2 separate regions of the Homo sapiens genome follow, and region 1 is linked to region 2. Evidence: chromatin contacts called from ENCODE Hi-C data. All regions are on one chromosome and are shown on one strand. Each heading gives the region's core, a stretch centred on a gene start or an enhancer-like site at or near the end of the contact. The rest is flanking DNA. Distances are from core to core; before and after follow the strand shown.

Region 1 (6,270 bases), core at 3,349-5,848, 72 kb before region 2:
TATATCAGAAGGGAAAATATTTACCTATAAAATATTAATTTATGTATAATTACCAATTACATGTTTCATATTTTATATTTATATAATTGCTATGTAAAAAGAAGGCTGAAAATGTAAAATGTAACAAAATTATATATGTCACATTTATATATTTATCCATTTTTTAATCAAAACATGATCTATTAAGCATTTTCTCATATAATTGTTTTTATAAGGACTTTTTGAAGATGATTAATATTCTATCACCTCATTATTATAGGAGATGCTTATTGCTGTACACAGCCCAATGGCATCCACATAAACATGCAGCTATCGGTTCATGGAAACATCAAGAGTTTAAGAGAGATATCTACCATGACACAATGCTCTACTAAAAGGTGGAGAAAGAATTCTCTGTCATTTGTGTTATAGAGTTCTATGTTTTTCAAAAATTTCTCTTTGCCTTGAGGTCTCTTTTCACTCTTTATTTAGGTTTCTTACAAACAAACAATAAATTTGATATTGTGCTTTTAGCAATGACTCATTGGTAAGTGTTAAGATGATCTACAACAGGGTATAAATCATAACAGATTTTTTAAAATGTACAGATAGAGTTCCTATGACAAATGAAGTACCAACTCTCCCTAGTCTGGAAAGTTGGGTTCTGGTAAAGCTAAGTGAGAAAATTTTAAGAGGAGAATATTATGCTTATTCAACGGCAAGAGAATATCTTACGTCATTATGCTTGCAATTTGTAAGCAAGTTTAGTTGGTATTTTTAAAGGCCAGTAATCAGGAATGAACTCCTTCAACAATGCCAGTCACCAAGAAAAAAAATTCAGGGAAAAAGCTTCAGTGATTCATGTTGCTAAAGAACTTTGATTTTTAATTAACTTCCAACTTGATGACAAATTAATAAATCATTAAGTTCATATAACATGACATCATTGGAAAATTTAAATGTGTTCTAATATTCCCTTACATTTCAATATTCCTGAATAAAATAGCTGCAGATACTTAAGAAATATTTCCAACTCCACTTTCAAGTAAATTTAGAAAAGATGTGGCCCAAAGGTAAGTCAAATATATGTGCCAAGATAAATGTAATCTTCAATATACATCTAATAGTAAGACAGAATTTTAAGAATAAATGAAACACTTAAACATTTCCAGCTTCATAAATAATCAAGAAGTCACCTCACCAGAATTTGGTTAAACCATACATTTTTATCCTTTCTCATTTACACAGATCAAAGTAAAGAAAGCATCCAAAGATTGCATGTAAAAGACAGTATATGAAAGCTTCTCTAAATATGTCAAGTCCACACTCTTAACATTGAGAGGCAAGCTATTTTTCAAGAAATTCAGTAGGTTACTTCTCATGCATCAAGAACCTCAACTGAAAAACATACATCAGGCAAAAATGATTAAATGTCCATCAGTCATTAGGAACCTACAAACAAAAATTGAGCCACTCAAGTAAAGTGCTCTCAGGATATTAATGCTGCTTTTGGGGAAAGTATGTCTCAGCTTCTTCATAAGAAAATATTTTCCATAAATTTTAGATGTTTTCCACCCACCCACCCAACTTTCATGTGCAAAGAGACCAATTTAATCTGGCAGAAAACATTTATATTGTATAATTTTATTTTTAAGGCCAGTAAGAAGTGTCACCTAAAGTTATGGCTTTATTCTAGTTTTCAAAAGCATTAACGATAAGATAATTTGTTTTTATTAAATCTCTACTATGTGTCAAGCACTTGCATCTTTAAGGGGACCTTATCATGAAACAGAGATTTGGCAGTATATTCCATTCTGGAAGAAGACTGGCAAACATAAGCCAGAGCTCTAGAACCCGAGAAGTCAGAGCATGTTATCAAAACTGAGGCTCAGAAACACAGGGCCAAAGAAGAAACGCAGCTATAGCAATGCATGGCTGTCCCAGGACCAGATGGGTACTGGGTCTCAGAAAGAAATTAATGAGGGAGACTTGATCCAGAGCCTTAGGAGTGGAGTCTCAGAGTTATTTATGCTTTGGGGGTACAATTTACATGAAAGAAATCAAGGGTCCTTTGTTCTTACCCACAAACAGTCCAGACTTCTCAGAAGAAACCAACCAAAGAACTGATGCACAAAACAAGGCACCAAAAACATGTCACTGGGCTTTCTACCAAATTATGAAGAGAATTTTAAAATTCAATGGAATAGCATTAGAACTTCTTTAGGCCTGGGTGAAAGGTGCAGGATTTCATCACAAAAATAAAGAGAAGTTGAAAGCAATTATCAAATAATTGACAGCCATATGGTGGGTATGAATTTTTGACTCATTAACTTGAGTTCCCCTGAGGTTTGAAATCTGTCCCCTAAGAAAGTAGATTAGCTATACAGATTTGGCTGCAGGTTACAGGAATTTGAACAAGTTAGAAATGTATTCTTGTCTCACCTAGAAGTCTAGGCTGGTTGTCAACACCGCTCAGTTCTCAGAGAGGCATAAAGTTCCTGCAGTGCCCTGGAGCCCAGTCTCCTTCTAGCTTGTTGCTCTGCCATCCCCATGGTGCTGTTCCTAACTACAGAGCCAAGATGCTGCACCATTAGGTCCGCATTGCATTCGGAGGGAAAGAGGACAGAAATTAGTCATATGGCCACCTACCTACAAGAGAGTCTGGGAAATGTGCCCACCTAAAAGAAAAAAAAAAATCGAATGATTTTAAAATTCTAGAACAGGGGTCAATAAACTACAATTGACAGGCCAAAATCAGCCCACTGATCTTTTTTGTATGGCCAGAGGGTTAAAATTTTTTTTTTTACATTTTTAAATGGTTGTTTTCTTTTATAAAGGACAAATATGCAACAGAGAGCATATGTGGCTTGCAAAGCCTAAAATATTTACTGTTTGGCCTTTTACAGAAAAAGTCTGCCAGTGCCTATTATAGAGGAAGGGAAGGATGGCTGTGGGGAGGAACTGGAAGTTTCTGCCACAGTAATAAACATCTCAACACCCGGAATGTTTAGAATTAAGCCAACAATGGAAATAACATCAACTCACAGAATTAGTACTTTTGAGTTAATTTTATGAAGAATATATGTTATATAGGTGATTTAAGAAACTATACATTAGTTTTGCCATTTTAAGCTGAAAGGAATAAGAAAATTGATTGTATTTTTAAATATAATTGGAACATTTTTAAAAGCTTATTTGCTTTGTAAGTTTATTATATTTATAAGAGTACTTTTAAATGCTTGGAAAGCTTTGATTGTTTGCATACTGATTTGCCCTATCAGGTCACTGGAAGCACTTCAAAGGAAAATATACTATATTAAATGCATAATTGCAGTATAAAATATTTAAGGGTGTTTAACTACCTTTGAAAATGGGTATGATTATTTAAGTAGAATTTGTTTGACTTGAATTAATTAAATATTAGCCAAAGAAAACATGAAGGTAATTGTACTTATTTAACTACACTTAAAAATAGAATAATAAGATTTCCATACTGAACTTCAAAACACATGAAAAACTAGGATTTTTGCAAAGATAACTCTACTAAACTAAACATGCAGATAGAAGCCAACTTACTCTAAAGAATCCTTTCCATCTGCAGAGGTTTCCCTCAGACATCAAACAGCTCATTGGCTAGTAAACAGATCTATAAGCCAAGAGGAGTAAAAAGGAGGAGAGAATTTGGCAACTAAATCCGGGGAATCAGGAGACACATCCAAGTCTGAAGAAGATGCAAGCTGCTTTGCCCAACCTTACATACCACCATTTCTTGCCAGAGCTCCACATGGAGTTGCTTATGAAGGAAAATTCAGGTATTGAGAGGCTCAAGCAACCACCACTATCCAAGTCTTGATGGATTCAATCCCGTTAGTGAGAACTGCAAAAATGCCAGTCAGTCCAACTCTGTCATATTACATGGAGTTGTTGTCTCCTGAGTTTTTACTGAGATCGTAAAATAAATGCCAGAGCAATGAATAATCACCCACTGAATTCAAACACTGTTTCATTTTAACAAAAGTACCTTTCAGAGAGACATTCTATTTAGTTTTGTCACTTTGAAATTAGATCTGTGGGATTTTTAAAAAATGCCTAGTTTTGACATTTTAAAACCTTCATATTTCTGAAAGTTTAACATTTCGGTGTTTGATATTTTAAAATATAACTTACCATTCAATGTTGCCTCTTTAAATTTGGTGAATGTTAAGGCTGTCACTTTGTCTCATACATCTAAATTCAAACTGCAGGTTGTCTGGTTTTCTTTTCCCCTTTTTTAGTGTGTGTTGTCGGTGGGGGAGGCGGGGCAGTTTCCAGTATTAACACATGATGACTGTCTGTGGAGTCTCTGGAACATCAGACTCACTCACTGGGAGCACCGCCAAGCTACTTTCAAATGTAAGTTAAGAAGCTACTCCCCCTTTGTGTTTTGTACAAGATGAAGACACCCTTGTTCATCCTTTCTGTCTGGCCAGCCCCTCTAAGTCCACATCTCACCCTCCTCATCAGGGGAGATGCTGCTGAAGGCAGGTTCCCAGGAAAAGGAAGGCAGAACCACACCACCATCTGAGGGAAGATGTGTGACTCAGGCCGCTTCTAATTGGTTCATATTGGCTTGTGCTGGGCCACATGGGCCTGTGCTCATTCAAGCTGGCTTCTGCTGGCTCAAGCTAGTTTGTCAGACCTGTGTTCTTTCCCACTCTAATTCAACTGATTTTCCCCTTTGTACTGACTACTAGGAAGATTGGTTCCAATTCTGAACTGTGTATCATGCAGAAGCAGCTTGAGACACATGTTTGATGTATTAACACTTGGCTTCAGATCATCTTTCTTTTTGGTCTGCATTTCTTGTTGACTAACTTTTATTACTTACTTTACATGTTGTCTTATTGTTTTGTGCATGGATTTAGGAACAATTTTCAATCTTTTTCTTGAGTGAAGTAGGGTATACACAAAGTCACAGGGCAAATAATTACTCACAAATGTACCACCACAGAAAGAAAACCAAGCAACTATCACTTCAGTGGAACCTATGAAAAACGGCAATGGCTTTCATATTTTACAACAGCAACATCTGATACCGAGAAGGCTCACTTCATTTCTTGTAAGTGAAATGATTCTAAGAAATGACCAAATGAATATCCCTTTAAACTGGGTTCTCTTGTCAATTATTAACAGTTGAGAGCAATGAGAAAATGGAAGAGATACACCACTTGCCATAAATGAAAAGGGCTACTAGCAAGGATTTTTATCCTTGGAATTAAGAACACAATTGATAACTATGTGAAAGTTAGGAAACTTCTTCCCAGAAAAGTACTAACGTGTGCTGATAGATAAATGTATCCAAACACTTTAAAGAGACACACAGGACCCAACCACTCCCATGAACCAAGCCCATCTGCTGCACTGAAGCCCTTCACATACTACTGCAGGGCTTTTAAATGATAATCTGTAGATTTCAGTGAGGAGGTGTCCAACACTTTGCAGTGAAAAAAGATAAGTCTATGTAACGGATATATAAATAGATGTGGCTTTAAATATCTACAGTGCTTGCTCATAGAGGATTCCAGTTTCTCTTGATATTGCGGTTACCTAAATTAATTTTTGGTTCTGTAAAGTCATTTCTTTTATGAAGTAAAGATAGTACATATACTGGTTTTTGGTTCTGTTCTTTCAAATATGCAACATAAAGTTGGCAAACAAATTAGTGTTAATCTCAAAAACATACTTTTAAATATATTACTATTCTATGAAATACAAAAATGTAGGGATATCTGCTTTTAGTTTTATGAGACCTAAATTAAAACCACTTGTACTATATTGTAGCTATTTTAAAAATATTTTATGATTAACAATACTTAATTTATATATTGATTCAAGACGGACAGGACTAATTTATAAGAGGACTGAAAAAAATGATACTTCAATTTAAGAAGACAAAATTCCATTACAGGTTAATTATGTTGGATAATGTGATCGTTAATCTCACAAACAGTTTTTATGTTCAATAATTAAAATAAACAAATTAATCACCTTATTGAAAGCTAGCTTACTTCAGTTAGCTGATTCTAAATAAGGAAAACCACCCTACCAGAATAATTTATAATTGTTGTTGTAGTTTCTTCCAATTGATGCATAATTTTGCCAAAGATATCTCCAATTGAATTATTCCATAATTTTACTCTTTACGCTTTAGATATAGACAGTAAATGTAATGCATGATTGTATTTAATTGGAGGGCAGAATAGCTTAACTGAAATAATTTGTTCAAATATATTAAAAAATTACTAAGGTTCA
Region 2 (6,471 bases), core at 1,186-3,685:
TCTACTGGATCACATTAAGGATAGAAAGTGAAACTCACACTCATTTACTAAATTTTAAACTCTCTTTAAAATAAGATACCACTCTCCCCACAGCCTTGCTTGAGTTTTGCAAAAACTCAGATTTGTGAATATCATGTAGGCATCCTAGAATTTAGTAAAAAGAATATGAAACATCTTTTCACTGACACATGACACTGTCCTCTCCAAAGTTCCTAAGTTTAAGGACTAAATCGAGGCTCTAGATGTTTTGTTAAACTGTTTTTAGCATCTGAGGCCACCAAAAAGTATCCTGGTTACTTTGAACTATACTATTGGTTGAACTTCCCTTTCCCTTTAGCAGTATCTCTGTCCATCACACGGAGGGTACCACTTAGCCTCTAAACTTGCACACAGCTGCTTCCCAACCATGGTTCAATATTTGACAGCTGTTTAGAAACTAGCCCTAGGCAGAAGCATGCAGGAAGTTAATAGAATAGTGGTGTGAAGCAATGGCCCTCTATGAGATCAGCTTGAAAGCAAACAATTGGCCACACCACAATCATCCACTGCTTAACACATCAGTCTTCTGATCTGCAGGACAACACCTCTTCCTGAGCTGCTCTAAGACACAGGTATTTACCCATCAACTGCGTATCTCCAGTCTACTTAGAGTAAGCTGCACTGGGCCTTTCTGCCTGGGGAAATCTGCTAGTGGCATGAAGACTGACCCATGTTAGTAGAAAGGGAAGGTGGAGATGGGCAGGCAGAACAAAGACCTGTAGATGTCGGAGAGAATGGCAACATCCAAACAGAACCTTTCTGAAGTGGTCTAATGTAATTTAATAAAGCAAAGTCAACATACGTTTCTACCTCTGACTATTGGAAGCTGCTCATCCCTGCCTGATGCAATCAACACATCTCACTCTGACACTCAGGACTGAAGGAAAACCTGGGATTATTCTGTCCATATTGCAAGTAAGTTTTTAAGCTACATCCTGGAAAAACCCAACTGTCTACCTCCTACGTCCTGGTGGTAGCTGCTATAAAGAGCTCCAGGGGCAGAGAAGGTTGGGCATGGTTTTCTAAGACCACTCCTATTGGGCTCTTCCCAATTAATGCCACATAGCAAGCAGCACAAACCTTACTCTGTGGCTCAAACGAAGACTTTGGAAGCATAAGCAGGGCAGAAGACCTGGAGGAGTGCTCTGGCCAGGCAACACCTAGGCGGCCCAAGCGTGGAAATGTTCCTCTTTTATCAGTACTACCCAAAAATGTCTGAATCGATGATTTAGTTTTAGCTACTGTTTTAACAACATGGCCACTTAGAAGAAAATTTCTAAATCTTTCGAGGCTTAAGAATATAGTTACCCCCCCCCCAAAAAAAAAAAGGCTGAAAGTCTTTCTCTTCTATCTACATGACTTCGCCATCTAGGTTACCGTTGGGAGCACCTGGTCAATCTAGGAGCTGACTTTGTGGAGGTGTGGAGGTGTAATTTAGGAGTTGGGGGAAGGCGGCACTTTTGGTCTTTGCAGCTTGGAAGGCAGGCACCCAAGCTCCAAGCACTTCTGGGTTTCCCTAGCAGTAGCAATTACAACCATCTTCTCTTAGCCCTGAATTATACATGGGACCCCAAACACCGCTGGGGCTTTTCCTTAGGGAAAACAAACTGTCGTGAATGTCGGTGTGTTGGTGAGGGCATGTATGTACCTCTCTGTGTGTGGTCTACACCCGCCGCTACACAAGCCTCAGCAGCCAGTGAGAAATAAGTTGAACGTGGAAGCCCCCGGCCACTTCGTTTGTCTTAAGCCCCGTCGCGCTTTCCAGCTTTTGCCTCTACCCAGCCTCCCGAAAAATAAGGCACCAAGTTGCCCGCGGCAGCGGCCCTGGGTGCAAACGGAACCCGCGCAGCCCCTACCTCGAAAGCTTTGCAATCTTCACAAAGCTGAAGACATCCATGCAGGCAGCTGGGGACCCCCGAGCGCGACAACTCCGTCGCCCCTTCTCACGCCAGCAACAGCAGCCTCCGCAGCCCCATGGCCAAGACCTCAGTGCGCCCGGGGCTCGAGTCGCGGCGACAGCGGGTGGCGGCGGCGGCCGGAGAGAACCTGCACCTGGAGGCGGCGGCTGCTACCCCCCTCCGGCCGCGAGCTGCGTGTGCATCCCCGAGCAGGACCATTGATAGGCACCCGAGGCAGGAAAACTCAATGGAGAGGGAGCCAGGCAGGGCGCAAGAGGCGGGGGCGGGGAGCGCGGCCCGGGTCTCGCGCCCCGCCCCGTGCGCTCTAGCCCCGGGGACTGCCGGGCGTCCAGAGAAAGCGAGGCCTGGGCGAGAGGCGCTGCTCTGGCTTCCCGGCCCTCGGACCCTCGTGCCCCACGCACCGAGGAGCGCAGACGGAGCCGGGAGACGGCAGGCGAGCTGGGCACACGCGCACGCACCCCTCGCAGCACTGCAGCTGCCTCCCTGCCTCCTTCTCCAAGCCGAGTCCCTGCTCCTCTCCCCACCCCCACCCGCCCGGGGGGAGGGGGCACTCTCCTGTCACCCACTGCGTGTGCCTCTAGATCTGAAGGATCTGGTCTAACAGTCTATGGCACACTGGAGAACTGTGAACGCTACCCCTCCCTCCCCAAGCCGAAGGAGAGCCGTGCAACCGCAGGTTGCTCAAAGCCTCGGTTTGCTCCGTAAACAAAACTAGCGTTCGGAAGGAGCAGGGATGATTGAGGTTGGGTCGTTTGTCAAGGGGAAGGGAAGGGAGATGCCAGGCGCAGCGGGCTCGATTCGGGGAGCTCAGAGTTCCCACTGCTTCTCCCGAATCGCTGGGGCGAGACGTGACCACTGGGCTGGCTGGGAAGGTGTGTCTTTGGACAGCAGCACCGCGGGAGTGTCTGCCAAATAAGAACCGGAGGCATTTGCGGGTAGGGGGATGAACACAGCTGCTCCCTCCTCGAGGAGCATAGAGCGGAGGGTCCCAGGAGCCCGTGATGCGGAGGCTAATTCTAACCGGGCTCAGAATCTAAGGAAAGAGAAGGATTAGAATGGGGTCTGCCACGCAGAGCGAGCTGCTTTTGCACACTGAGCCTTGGGTGAAGGGAACAGGGAAGAAAAAAACAAAACAAAACAAAACCTTGCCGGAGAAGCAAAAACACAGAAACATAAACACTCACCTTAGGCAGAGTAAACTCCAAGTTGCAGCCATCTAGAACTCCTCCTAGCCTTCTCTTTTACATAATTACCTTGGATAATCAGCCCTGTTCATTAACTCAGTTCTACCTCCTGGGAGGCTCAGGCTTCATTGGGCCCCTTTTTCTTCTTCCTCTTGAAGTCTCAAGGCCTCTTCTCCACAATCCTTTAAAATTTCCCCCCAGACTGTGAAGGTCAGCTGGCCGCACTAAGTGTGTGCTCTCCCACCGGCAGCGTTCACCTGGCGGCAGGGCCACCGCAAAGAACAGAGAGCACCCCCAGAAATGTTGGAAGATCCAGCCAGTGTTCCAGTCTAGCTCTCCGAGGGGATTAAGAAAGAAATAGGTTTAAAGTTCCCACACTTCTGCTCCTCTCCTGGTCTGTTGTTATATTTAAAGTCTTCAGTATTCAAGCCTAGTACTAAAGCGTTTTTTTTAAGCATTTATTTCAAAAACTGAACATAAAATAAATAGCAATCTGCAAAATCTAAATGACTTAAAACTCAGGCATAAAATTACATGTTTTTGAATACATAGTTATCAGTTTTCCTGCAGCTTCTATTAAACAGGCTAGTTTAATTGCATGAACGCAGTTACTACTCAAGGATCGGAAGGGGCGAGAGGGACCTTGGCTTTTGAACTCTATTGTTTGTAAAATAATTATAGTTTGGGTCTGCACTGTGCTTTATAATTTTTAAAGCTTTTTTTTGCATTGGAGTCTCATCGCAACCTTTTCATATAAGGCAATATATTTAGAAATCTTTTATTTTTATGCCATAATCTATTCTCAACATACCAGACAAAAAGATGTTTTGTGTGTGTGTATGTGTGTGTGTGTGTGTGTGTGTGTGTGTGTGTGTTTTAACGTAGATCACATAAGGCTACTTGTCTGATCTAAAATATGTAAAAGCTCCCCATTGTCCGTCAAGCTAAAGTTGCGCTCCTGCAAGGGCCAACAGGACCCTAGATCCCGTATCCTTTGATCTTTCTTACCTCAACTATTACTGCCCACTTCCCTCTCCCGTTTTTCTCTGTCCCTCCTCATCCCCTACCCCGAGCCCCTCCTCTCTCACACACATACACTCACTGGGCTCCAGCAATTCTGGACTTCTTGCTATCCTTCAAACTCTACAGGTAATCTTCCCACCTTAGGCTCTTTGCAATGGTTGTTCCCTCAGCCTGGAATGCTCTTTCCTGGGATATCTGCATGGCCGGCTTCTCCACCCTGTCAAATGTATGCACCAATACCACTTCCAAAATGCCCCCTCTAGAAAGCCAATTTAAAATTGCAAAAGGTTCTCACACCCTGGACTCCGAGTCCCTATTAACTGTTTTATTCTTTTTTCTTGTTTCCATAGCATTTATCACCCACTAGCACACTATATAATTTATTTTTATCTTTAGGATTTCTTTTTTTTTTTTTTGGTCTGAATCTCCCACTGGAGCTCCACAAGGGCTGGGATCTTTGTTTTGTTTTGCTTTTGTTTTTCACTGATGGATCTCAAATGCCTAGACCACTTCCCCAGATGTAGAAAGAACTTAAGAAATATTTGTTGAACGAACAAATCATATGCCCATTGGATTCACAGCCAAACCAAAGCTGGCCAAGCATCCCCAGTGAGTACTGATCTGTGTATGACTTCGTGGCTTACATCTGTCTCTTTCCCCACCCATCCACTTCCCCAGCATCCTTCAACCTCCTTTGGACTGACTGTTAATGATGGCAACAAAGGCCTTCTTACATTCTCCAGTTATTTTCCCCCTTCACCTTTTCTACCTTTCCCCCAAAAGAGTGGCCACCGACACGTTCCCTCATCTCTGAGTCAACATCTGGCAGCACAAGACCAGCTCGTGATTGGGAAAAGGGGATAAAACAGTGCCTTTGGAGAATGTGTTTTGAAAAAGTGCTTCCTTCTGAGAAGAGAACAGTTGGGATGCTCTTTTTAAAAGGATTACCCTATTTATCAATAATTATTCCAGATACCAAATATCTAATTATTCAACAGTGAAAGTGACAGGAAATAGACATTGTGTTTACTTCTAGAGAGACAGCCTCCCTTGGAGACATCTGGTCTACCTGGAACAGCTTGCTGTTGGCCTTCTCCCTGTGCCAATTTGTGCGCTACGGTTATGAATGATGCAGATGCCATCTCTCCACAGCATAATAGCTACCAAGGGAAATGACTGACTTCTACAGGTCTTTACACACCTCTCATATAGTAATTATCTAGTATGTTTTCTAATGGATTGATATTGTTTTCTAAAGCAAAGAGATTCCACCCCTCCTCCTTTGTTTCTCATTAATACAACAATGGAAAAAGCTGCTCCCTTGAAACATGCTAACACAGAGTGTTTATATCTTTAAGCCATCTTGGCAGAAGGGCAGAGATTGGAGTAGTTGGTCTCTCAGCTCTGTCCCCTCTCTGTGCCAGGTGTGTGCTGCAGAGGTTAGGATAGGTTTGTCTAGCATGAACTAGATCTGCCTAAAACAAATAAAAGCCAAAAAAGTGGGATCCTGAGTACATATGTGGTTTTCTGAAGTTTTCTTATTAACCTGGATGATCTCTAAGGCCCCTTCTGGATCTTGTAGGGATTTACTAGTTGGAAACTGTATTATCCAACCTTGAGAATCTACTTAATTTGCTTTACTTAGGTTCAAGTGACATTTGGTCATTTCTGAAAACCAGACACACTTTCAAACACTGTTGAAAGTACTCATGAATAAAAGACTCAGGGTCACCAGATCCAGAGCAAGTCCTATAACTTCTCTGAGACTCAGTTTCCTCAGCTGTAAAATGGAAATAATACATCTTTACCTTACACAAAATGAGCACTTGAAGTTGGCACCAGTTTACAGTTGGCTACATATGAGTTGAGGCACATGAATATTAGCTCTAGAAGGATTTCCACAGCTGTCTGCAGCCTTGGCAGTACTGGTAGGAAAAGTTTCAGCCTGTAAGATGACTATTTAGGAGGCCCAACATTCGCTTGGATTAATCAGAGGTAGGCACTTTTGCCTAAAAATCAAACACTTTGTTGCCTGGGCAGTTACTAAAGCCCTAGGCTGTAGCATTTTTTATGCCCCGGGGGATTCTCAGGGGGAAGTGTGAGGAGCTTCATCATTCTTAAGGCCTTATCTAAAGCTGGTGTTAGGAATCTGCTATTGGGCCAGATGTTCCATATAGGTTGGCAGCTGAGGGTTCTTTCGCTGCAAGTTACAATAGAGAGAGCCCCAAGCATTTCTCAGCTGGACTGAAGCATCTCGACCATCTGGTCTCAGTCCTGAAAACAGAAGTAAATAAATAACAGCAAGG

What was found. Hi-C counts contacts between places; a loop is a spot of excess contacts on that map. Pooled maps may share reads with other maps.
Region 1: a map of PC-3 shows a loop between it and region 2 (18-fold over the local background). The contact joins the enhancer-like site here to the promoter of FRMPD4 in region 2. A Hi-C loop is called at or near these places in 2 of 168 maps with a recorded cell type or tissue (PC-3 and sigmoid colon), 1 of 37 single-sample maps with no recorded cell type and 2 of 50 pooled maps.

Annotation. Positions count from the first base shown.
Region 1 is chrX:12,208,724-12,214,993 of GRCh38, reverse strand. All of the region lies in intron 1 of FRMPD4 (FERM and PDZ domain containing 4), which reads right to left. Among named protein-coding and RNA genes, the nearest start is that of FRMPD4, 73 kb to the right of the region's middle. Within about 2 kb of position 4,598, at least 4 of the 41 ENCODE cell types and tissues checked have a DNase peak (open chromatin) inside an H3K27ac peak, as active enhancers do; they include PC-3, where a contact is called at or near this core.
Region 2 is chrX:12,134,437-12,140,907 of GRCh38, reverse strand. FRMPD4 (FERM and PDZ domain containing 4) reads right to left here and starts at 2,435. Exons shown (of 17, transcript NM_001368397.1): 1 at 1,896-2,435. The coding sequence starts at 1,936.